Linked DNA regions of Mus musculus: region 2 is linked to region 1. Evidence: chromatin loops called from intact Hi-C (ENCODE). Cell type or tissue: left cerebral cortex. All regions are shown on one strand. Links, peaks and the distances in the headings refer to the core of each region. The heading gives the core; the rest is flanking DNA. Region 1 overlaps Gm40108 (a long non-coding RNA gene). Region 2 overlaps Man1a2 (mannosidase, alpha, class 1A, member 2).

Region 1 (4,394 bases), core at 312-4,311:
TATAGACTTATGTATAGATTGTGTATATTGTGTGTAGATATGGCATACAAATATATGTTTTCTGTCTCTCTGTTAAGATAAAGGAAACCAGCTGGGCGTGGTGGCGCACGCCTGTAATCCCAGCACTCGGGAGGCAGAGGCAGGCAGATTTCTGAGTTTGAGGCCAGCCTGGTCTACAAAGTGAGTTCCAGGACAGCCTACAGGGCTACACAGAGAAACCCTGTCTCGAAAACAAGAAGAAGAAGAAGAAGAAGAAGAAGAAGAAGAAGAAGAAGAAGAAGAAGAAGAAGAAGAAGAAGAAGAAGAAGAAGAAGAAGAAGAAGAAGAAGAAGAAAAAGTAAACCATTGGCAACCAACCCAGTGCCTGCATAGTAGGCATTTGATAAAGACATGTTAATAGGGAGGCAGAAACTGGTTATCTCAAATAATGAGAAAACTTAACAAGACCATGTTCAACCACGAATTTTGTGGATACACGATATGGGTTGAGACCATATGGCTAAGATGTACTAACTGTATTCCTTTGTCAGAGCTGATTCATTTCTTGCTCCATGATTACGCATCGCTTCTCCTACTGGGGACTCCAGACATCAAATAGTCACAGGGAAGTACAAAAGCCACAGGGGCAGAAGAGCAGAACTTCTGGAAGTGGCCAGGTCCATACAGTAGCTAAAGATTTCAGCCCACTCCTAATGCCCAAGGCAGGAACAGTACTGAGGGCAGGAGAGCCAGGAAGGGAGGATGCTCTATCGGGAGGTCAGGAAGGCTGGCTCTGATGCTGTGTGATCCGTCCAGCAGATAGAAAGGCTCTGGTGGACTTACCCTTTCACCACCGTCATATCTGTCCCCATCAGTCACTATCCCTTTCCGCCTTGATTGCTCCTGACACCTCTAGTCTAAATGTCCAATCCCATCCCAACTTGTGCCTCATCCCCTCCTAACTATGAATCTTTCTCACACTCACACTTCAGTTTCACCTTCTGTCTGTGCTCCTCAGCCGCCCTTTCCTCTTCTTTTTAGCTAAGGTTCTGGAGAAGACCAGTGTGGCTTGAATGGAGTGTCTCCCATAGCTTCATTGTCTGACCACTCAGTCCTAGTTGGTGGTGTTGTGTGGGGAGGATTGTCAACTTTTCGTTGGTAGAGACTCGCTGGAGGAAAAGGCCCTCTGTGGCTGGGTGGGGTGCTTTGAGATTTTTCTAGCTGCCCGAATTCCACTGTGCTCTCTGCTTCTTGACTTGCCCAGATGTGAGCAAGCTGCCTCCTACCCCTGCCAGTGCTGAGAGCCACTAGGCTGCCATACTTAACCCACTGCGATGGACTGGGTCTCAAACTGTGAGACCTGTGAGCAAGCTGCCTCCTACCCCTGCCAGTGCTGAGAGCCACTAGGCTGCCATACCTAACCCACTGCGATGGACTGGGTCTCAAACTGTGAGACCTGTGAGCAAAAGCCTCCTCCCCTGCGCTTGCCACCGTGACGGTGCCAGATCCTCTAGAACAAGTCACAGACCGTTGTGAGCTGCCATGTAGGTGCTGGGAATTGAACTTGGGTCCCCTAGAAGAGCAGCCATTGCTTTTTAACCACTGAGCCATCTCTCCAGCCCCCTGTGTTGGCTTTTATTAGTGTTTTATCAAAGCAACAGAAAGCCAAACTAGAACACTATGCATCTCAATTTTCTTCCTCTTTCTTTTACTATGTAGCCCTGGCTGGCCTGCAACTTGATATGTAGGCTGACCTTGACCTCACAGGTATCTGCCTGCCTCACTGCTGGGATTAAAAGTGTGCATAACCAACTACCAACTGCTTCTCCCCTGATGCTGCCTTCTGCCATTACAATGCCCCTTCACTTAAAAAAAAATTTTTTTTTTTTTAAAAATTATGTGGGTATGTGCACACGAGTACAGATGCCCTACAAGGGCAGGGGCATCAGATCCTATGGAGCTGGAGTTACAAGTGCTTGTAAGCCACCCAGTAGGTGCTGGGAACTGAACTCAGATCCTCTGGACAATGCTGTTCATCAAACCTCTAACCACGTGGGCTCCTGTCTCACTGCTGCATTGCTAACATGGGCCACAGGGTCTGAAACACACCGTATCCTATAACGAATAAGAGGTTGAGACTTGTGGTTCATATCTAGAAAATCATAATATCAGTACAAATCATCGGGGAAATGCATTGCTAGTTCAGATAGCTTATTTTTGTTTCTGAGGTTAGCACGGCCCGATTCCTAACATGCGACTCTTTAGTGCCATCTAGTGGGATTAGCTTGTATGAAAATAGAAGCACCAATAACTTTGTTTAGCTCTTTATAATAAAAAAATTAAAATTGGGCTGAGACAGGGAAGGAAGGGGTTGAACAGGCTCCAGGACTCAGCAAGTTCTAGATAGTTTGGCTTATTTAAAAATTCACTGCTGAGCCAGGCATGGCACTTGCCAATAATCCCAGCCCTTGGGAAGTGGAGGCAGGAATAGCAGGTTCAAGGTCATTAAAGAAAGGAAGGAAAGAGGGAAGCAACGAAGGCAGGAATAGATTATGAGGTGATGTAATTATGAGAGACAACAGGCATTAAATAGTTCCCCGATACTGACTCTTGGTGATAAATGGGCAGCTTCCAACCTTGAGAAGGTGACAGTTAGACAGTTAGAATGATGTCAGTTTTCAAGCTCTCCATAGAGGCGAAGGCTGGACTCAAACTACACAAGGCATCGGCCCCACTGTAACTTACCTACCTGCTCTTGTAGAAAAAGTCTTCATGGTCTTATTTTTGACGTTTCACCCTTTGGATTTGACTTCTGTTGACTGGCAAGTGTCTGTCATGGTCCCCACATAGACTCCGGTTGACGCAGTCAGAAAGTGTCAGTCTCACACTGTGGACGCTTCATTTACACTCGCTCATGTCCTTCTGTGAACTCCCTTTATGTGGTCATCACACAGGAGCTCACTATTCATCTTTCTCGAGAATAAATATTTTTAAAAGGTATCTGGAAGATTATATATTTTCTTTTAACAACATGGATAAATGTGTTTTGATTATATTAGTTGCACATATCTTCCACATTAAAAAATATATAATTGACTAAAATGAATAATATAAGGAAAATAACAAATGCATTTAGAAGTCAGATTTCATATTATGTGTGGTGTCAATGCTTGTCATTAAAATTGAAGCCACAGTTCTGGAGTGCTCAAGCTGATGTGGTAAAGAATTGGTCACAAGGCTGGCGAGATGGCTCAGTGGTTAAGAGTGCCGACTGCTCTTCCAAAGGTCCCGAGTTCAAATCCCAGCAACCACATGGTGGCTCACAACCATCCCTAGTGAAATCTGATGCCCTCTTCTGGAGTGTCTGAAAACAGCTACAATGTACTTACATATAATAAATAAATAAATCTTAAAAAAACAAAAACAAAACAAAAAAAAAGAATTGGTCACAAAGCATACTTTGTGCTCCCAGTAAACACTGCTTTTTAACCTAACAAGCTGTTTTCCCTGTCAGGATTCCTTTAGTACTTGACTTTAGTAAACTCGACACTTTCTGAGGTTAATTTGGAAAATGTTGGGGTTGTTTGTTTGTTTGGTTGGTTTTTTTGTTTGTTTTTTGTTTTGTTTTTGTTTTTGTTTTTGTTTTTCGAGACAGGGTTTCTCTGTGTATCCTTGGCTGTCCTGGAACTCACTTTGTAGACCAGGCTGGCCTCGAACTCAGAAATCCATCTGCCTCTTCCTCCCAAGTGCTGGGATTAAAGACGTGTGCCACCATGCCCGGTGAAAATGTTGTTTTAAATTGGACCTTTGGTGTGGTCCACTTTTGCCCTGGTTAGTTTCATGGCTTGCTCCTTGTCAGGATGGCATGTCAATATGGGCAAAGACTAATTGAGAGACCTCCCATACTCACAGGTTGGCAGAATCGATAGTGTTAAGATGGCTGCCTTACCAAAAGCAATATAGTCAATGTAACACTCATAAAAACTCCAATGACATTCTTCACATAAAGAAAACATTTAATCCTAAAACTTGTGGAAGTACAAGAGATCTAAGCAGCTAAAGCAGTCCTGATTAAAAGGTGCAATTCCGGAGGCTGCACAAGTCTGCTACAGCCAAGTAACGAAAGCAGCATGGTACCACTGCAGACCCATACAGCGTAGATATAAGCCCATGTGGCTGCACCCGTCTGGCTCTTGACAAAGGAACCAAAACATTCATTGGAAAAAAAGGGCAGCGTTCTGCAACAGTGATATTAAGGAAGTTAGAGAGCAACACTAGGTCCTTATCTCTCACCCTGTTCAGAAACCAACTCAAATTGACATAGGGCCTGGATGTAAGACCTGGAACTCTGGAACTTCTTCCGGTTGTAGGTGTTAAGCAATGGCTTTCTGCATCGGGCTCCAGGAGTCCTGGAA
Region 2 (4,394 bases), core at 189-4,188, 320 kb after region 1:
TTAATGTATTGATCATAGATCACTTATTTATTTCCAAATTGGTTGTGGTTTATTTGTTTGCAATTAGTTTTTTAAATCTATTACACTTATAGGATTCTTTTAATTAATTACATGGAAAACTAAGAATGTGGATATTCTTGTCTTACTCCTGATTTTAGGAAGAAATCGGGTTTTCATTGTTGTGTATAGTGCTAGCTGCATGTTCTGTTTGCTTTTTAGTTATTTGTCTATCAGGTGCCTATTGCTAGGTTAATTAAGGAGTTTATGGTGGTAGGGCTTGCTGTAAATTTGTATCAGGAACGTAGATTTTTACCAAGTGCTTTTCATGCCTACCCATCTCCTTTTTTTGTTAGCATACTGACTTGTATCGATTATATTATTTTGATTAATAAATCTGCCATTCTTACTTGTGTTTACTAATGATATACCATTCCTTTAAAAATGTTGTAGGATTGACTTTATTAGGAAATTGCTCTGTGAATCTCTCTTTCCTTTCTTATTCTGGTACCTTTGTAATGATGACCTCATGGATTGAGTTGTGAAGCATTTTTTCCCAAGGGTTTTGATAAGAGTTTGTGTAGAATTGTATTGGTCCTCTTTTAAGAATGTAATAAAACTTAATAGCATAATCAACCACACAGTCTAGGCTTTTCTTTTGAAAAAATTAACTACAGTTTCAAGTTCTTGGACAGAGAAAGCTTTGGTCAGGTTCTTGATTTTGGATATTTTTCTGACTCTCAGAATTTGTTTATGTCATTCCTTTTAATTTTTTAAAAAATATTTCCTTTCCATTTTTGCTTTGGCTAACTTTGTTGTTGCTATTTAGTTTCTGACTGAGGTTCTTACTGTAGGAACCATCTTTTCTAGTCAGTTGCAGGCTAGTTCTCCCAGAATCCCACTCTAGCAGCATCCCATAAAGTATGACACACTGTGCTTTCACTTTCTCTCGACTTTACAACTGCTATCAAACGAAAAAGTTTGGGCCATTATTTCTTGAGGTATTATTTATTATGCTGCTTTGCCTTTTGAGATTCCATTTGGTTGATTTTTGTGTTTTTATCTTATTTTTATTGCATTGCGTTTTGCAAAAAAATATTTTGCTGTTGGGGATTAGACCCAAGGCCATATGCCTGGTAGACCCTCTATAGAGTACTGAGCTAAACTGCTAAGCCTTTGGGGGGTTTTGTTTTTCTTTGTTTTACTTTATTGAGAAAGGCTCTCACAAGCAGCTTGAACGGGCCTTGAAGCAAACATCCTTTTGTTTTGGCCTTCTTCAGCTAGTGTCATAGGCATTTACCATAGTGTGTGTGTGTGTGTGTGTGTGTGTGTGTGTGTGTCTGTCTGTCTGTCTGTCTGTCTGTGTATTTAAATAACTATTTCTATAAATCTTCCAGGTCAGCTACCCTCCCTGTGCAGTACCTAGTCATCTGTTAGTTTCATCTAGCAGTTTTTTAAAATCTCTGATATTGTGGTTTTCATGTTAAGAAGTTCAGTGTGGATCCTTTATGTTGTCTTTGTCTTCACTTTTTAGACATATGTGACAGTGGTAGTCATTAACCTCATAGCCCTTTCTGTGTCATTAATACCATCCATGTCCATTCCTATCCTCCTCACTTGGTTGTTGTCCTGACTGAGTGTCTGTTAATATTTGACTGCACAGCACATATTATGAATTTTACAGTGTTGCAGGTTAGATATTTTTTGTGTTTCTGGGCATCTTGAGGTCTGTTCAGGGATGTAGTTAAGTTGGCTGGAAACAATTGAACTTCTTTCCTGCCCCGCTTTTGTGATTTGTTAATTGACTCTGGTGCATTGTTCAGACCTGGGCTCATTATTTCTTCTACGAAGGCAAGATAATTCTTGAGTATTTACTGTATACCCTGTGAATTGTATTTCTGCCCTAACTGGTAATAATAGGAACTTTCTTAATAGTCTTCATTTTCACCAGACAGTATTTCCTCCAGTTCTTTTCATGGTTTTTCGTGACCATATTCCTGGTTTCCATTTTCTTACCTCAGAATAGAAAGCATAGGAAAACAGAAAATAGCTCTTTTTGGTAGTCACAAAAATAGAGCCTTTTCAGCTTATTTAATCTTACCAGTTCATTTTGGTCTTCTCAGAGAGGCTCAGTTGGCATTTTGTCCAATGCATGATAGAAATCATCAAAGCTGGAAAGATGCCTCAGATGTTCTTTAAAGGACCTGACTTTAGTTCCCAATGTATACAGCAGGCAAGCTTACCACATCTTGTAACTCAAGCTCCAGGGGATCCACCCCTTTTCTTTCCTTCATAAATTCCTACATACAAATGAAAATAAATCCTTTTTAAAGAAGGCAGTCGTGATTGGGAAACCACACATGCCAGTGAGGCTTGGCTTAGACTTGTACTCAAGCACAGAAGGGTTCCCAGTTCCAGGAATAAGGCTTTAACCCAAAAAGTGGTCTTGCACAGACACTTAGTCTACTGCCGCATAGCAGTATAGTTAATGCTTGCTATCCTGAATACTCAAGGAGAAATCCTTGTAGATCTCTAGTGCTCTTCTCTTCTGCAGATTTCCCCTCAGTACAGAATGGGTGAAGTTCTGAATAAATGTGTGTTGTTGGCACGGGCATGGGCATGTCAAGCAAGCATCCCAATGCCTCAGCCCCATAGAGTGGCAAAGCCTTCCACGTGTAGGTGTTGACAGTGTGTACCAGAAATGTCCTCAGCATCTTTCTCTTTGCTCCCCCCAGATGTTTCCAGCCTCAAGACTGTACCTAGCCTCTCTTCCATATTCAGCTGTATATAAGAACGGTGTATATATACAAACATGTTCAGCTGTATATAACAAACATGCTGAGCTTCTGGAGGTGCTGAGGTTCGTCCATTCTAGTGCTTAGGTTACCTGACCTCAGCTTTTCTGTTCATGTATGTGTGAATGTCTTTTCTGTAGAGTTGGGGACCTGAGCCATTCAAGGAGACTGCACTCCTCTTTCATGTACTCACTTGTCACTTCACTCCCAGCTTCATTTCTTCAGTTCAAGGGACCTACAGGACATGGTCTAGTTTACTGGTCCAGGGTCTCTGCCTGCAGACTTCCTTGAGGGAACAGCTTGTGGCAAGCAGGGCTCACTTTATTTCCATCTTTAAGGAATTAACATCCCCCCCTTGTCTGATGCTGACTGCTTGGAACAAACATTGCTTTATTTTGTCCCATAGTTTTGTTGTTTTAGATTGCAGAGTGAACCCAAATTGGAGTTGCTCTGTTTTGGTCACCCCACCCCCACCCCAGCAGTTCCTAATAGCTTCCTGTCTTCCTATTTATTGTGTATTCTTAAAATACCACTCCATGTTGTCCTTTTATTTTCCTTCACTGATTGAAATCCACACATGTATATAAGTACCATTCAATGGTTGACCTTAGATTTTAACTACTGTCTTCATCCTTTGTATTTTTCTAACATCTAGGATTGTTATAGTCCTCTTCAGAACGTTCTCTTCAGAATGCCATAAAAACAATGTGGCATACTTTTCACTGCTTGTGTCCTAGCCTCACTGTGGACTTGTTTAAAATTCTTAATTTCTTTGTGTACTATTGCTGTTTATATATGTCATTCTATTCTTGTAGATTGATCTATATTCTCATTCTCTCCCTCCCTCCTCCCTCCCTCCTCCCTCACTTCCTATCATGTTCTAAGAGCATGTCCTATAGTACTTTTACAGTTTTACAGTGGGTGCTCACTGTAATGCTTTTGTGTCACAGTGACTAAAGTATCTGAAAATAGGTTAAAGGAGAGAATTCTTTATTGTGGCTCACAGCTTTGGAAGTTTGAGTTAATTATAATGGGGAAATCGTGGAGGGACAGAGCTGTTCTTATCTTGGCAGACAGGAAGCCAAGAAAGGGGAATACAGGCATGGTACACCTACAAACAGAACACAACGCAATGCCTCTGGTTACCTTCTTCCTTCAGTTAGCACTCCACTTTCTATCACGTTCTAGTAACTCTGTTGTAGTCACCATATCTTTCCCTTTCTTCTGCTACACCCCAATGACCAATGCTCAAAATGAATTTGAAAGTACAGATGAAACTGGGAGTGTGGCTCCGTGATAGAAAACACTTGCCTAGTAGAAAGTTTGAACCCTGATTGCATCCCAAGTATATTTAGAAAAATCTCCTTCACTGATTCATTTGGTTTTACCTCTTTTTCTAATTGAGGAAAGGACACCGTCCATTATATTGATCCTTTGACCTGTGTTCCAGATAACATGTTCTTCCAGTTCTTGAATTTTATTTTCCATTTCCTCTAATTTAATATGAAACTTTGAACTTTCTAGTTACATTTTTATAGCAGTAAAGTCCTGGCTTTTTGTACTTTTTCAGTGACCTATACCACCATGACACCAAAAGTAATT

The links. Peaks named below come from ENCODE experiments on the same cell type or tissue, not always from the same donor. Only the 100,000 strongest peaks of a DNase experiment are listed, where the experiment ranks them.
Region 2: it touches region 1 in a loop (2.6-fold over the local background); 2 of 42 quality-filtered maps call a loop at or near these places.

The regions. Positions count from the first base shown.
Region 1 is chr3:100,914,804-100,919,197 of GRCm38, reverse strand. It overlaps Gm40108 (a long non-coding RNA gene), which reads right to left. Exons shown (of 3, transcript XR_867505.1): 3 at 3,978-4,388. Among named protein-coding and RNA genes, the nearest start is that of Trim45, 5.5 kb to the left of the region's middle. In left cerebral cortex, for the core only: a CTCF peak has its summit at 2,264 (motif pointing left); a DNase peak (open chromatin) is centred at 2,235.
Region 2 is chr3:100,597,429-100,601,822 of GRCm38, reverse strand. The region is part of intron 8 of Man1a2 (mannosidase, alpha, class 1A, member 2); the gene reads left to right. Among named protein-coding and RNA genes, the nearest start is that of Gm40106, 58 kb to the right of the region's middle. In left cerebral cortex, for the core only: no CTCF peak of the experiment used is centred there; a DNase peak (open chromatin) is centred at 2,260; H3K27ac peaks cover 1,205 bases.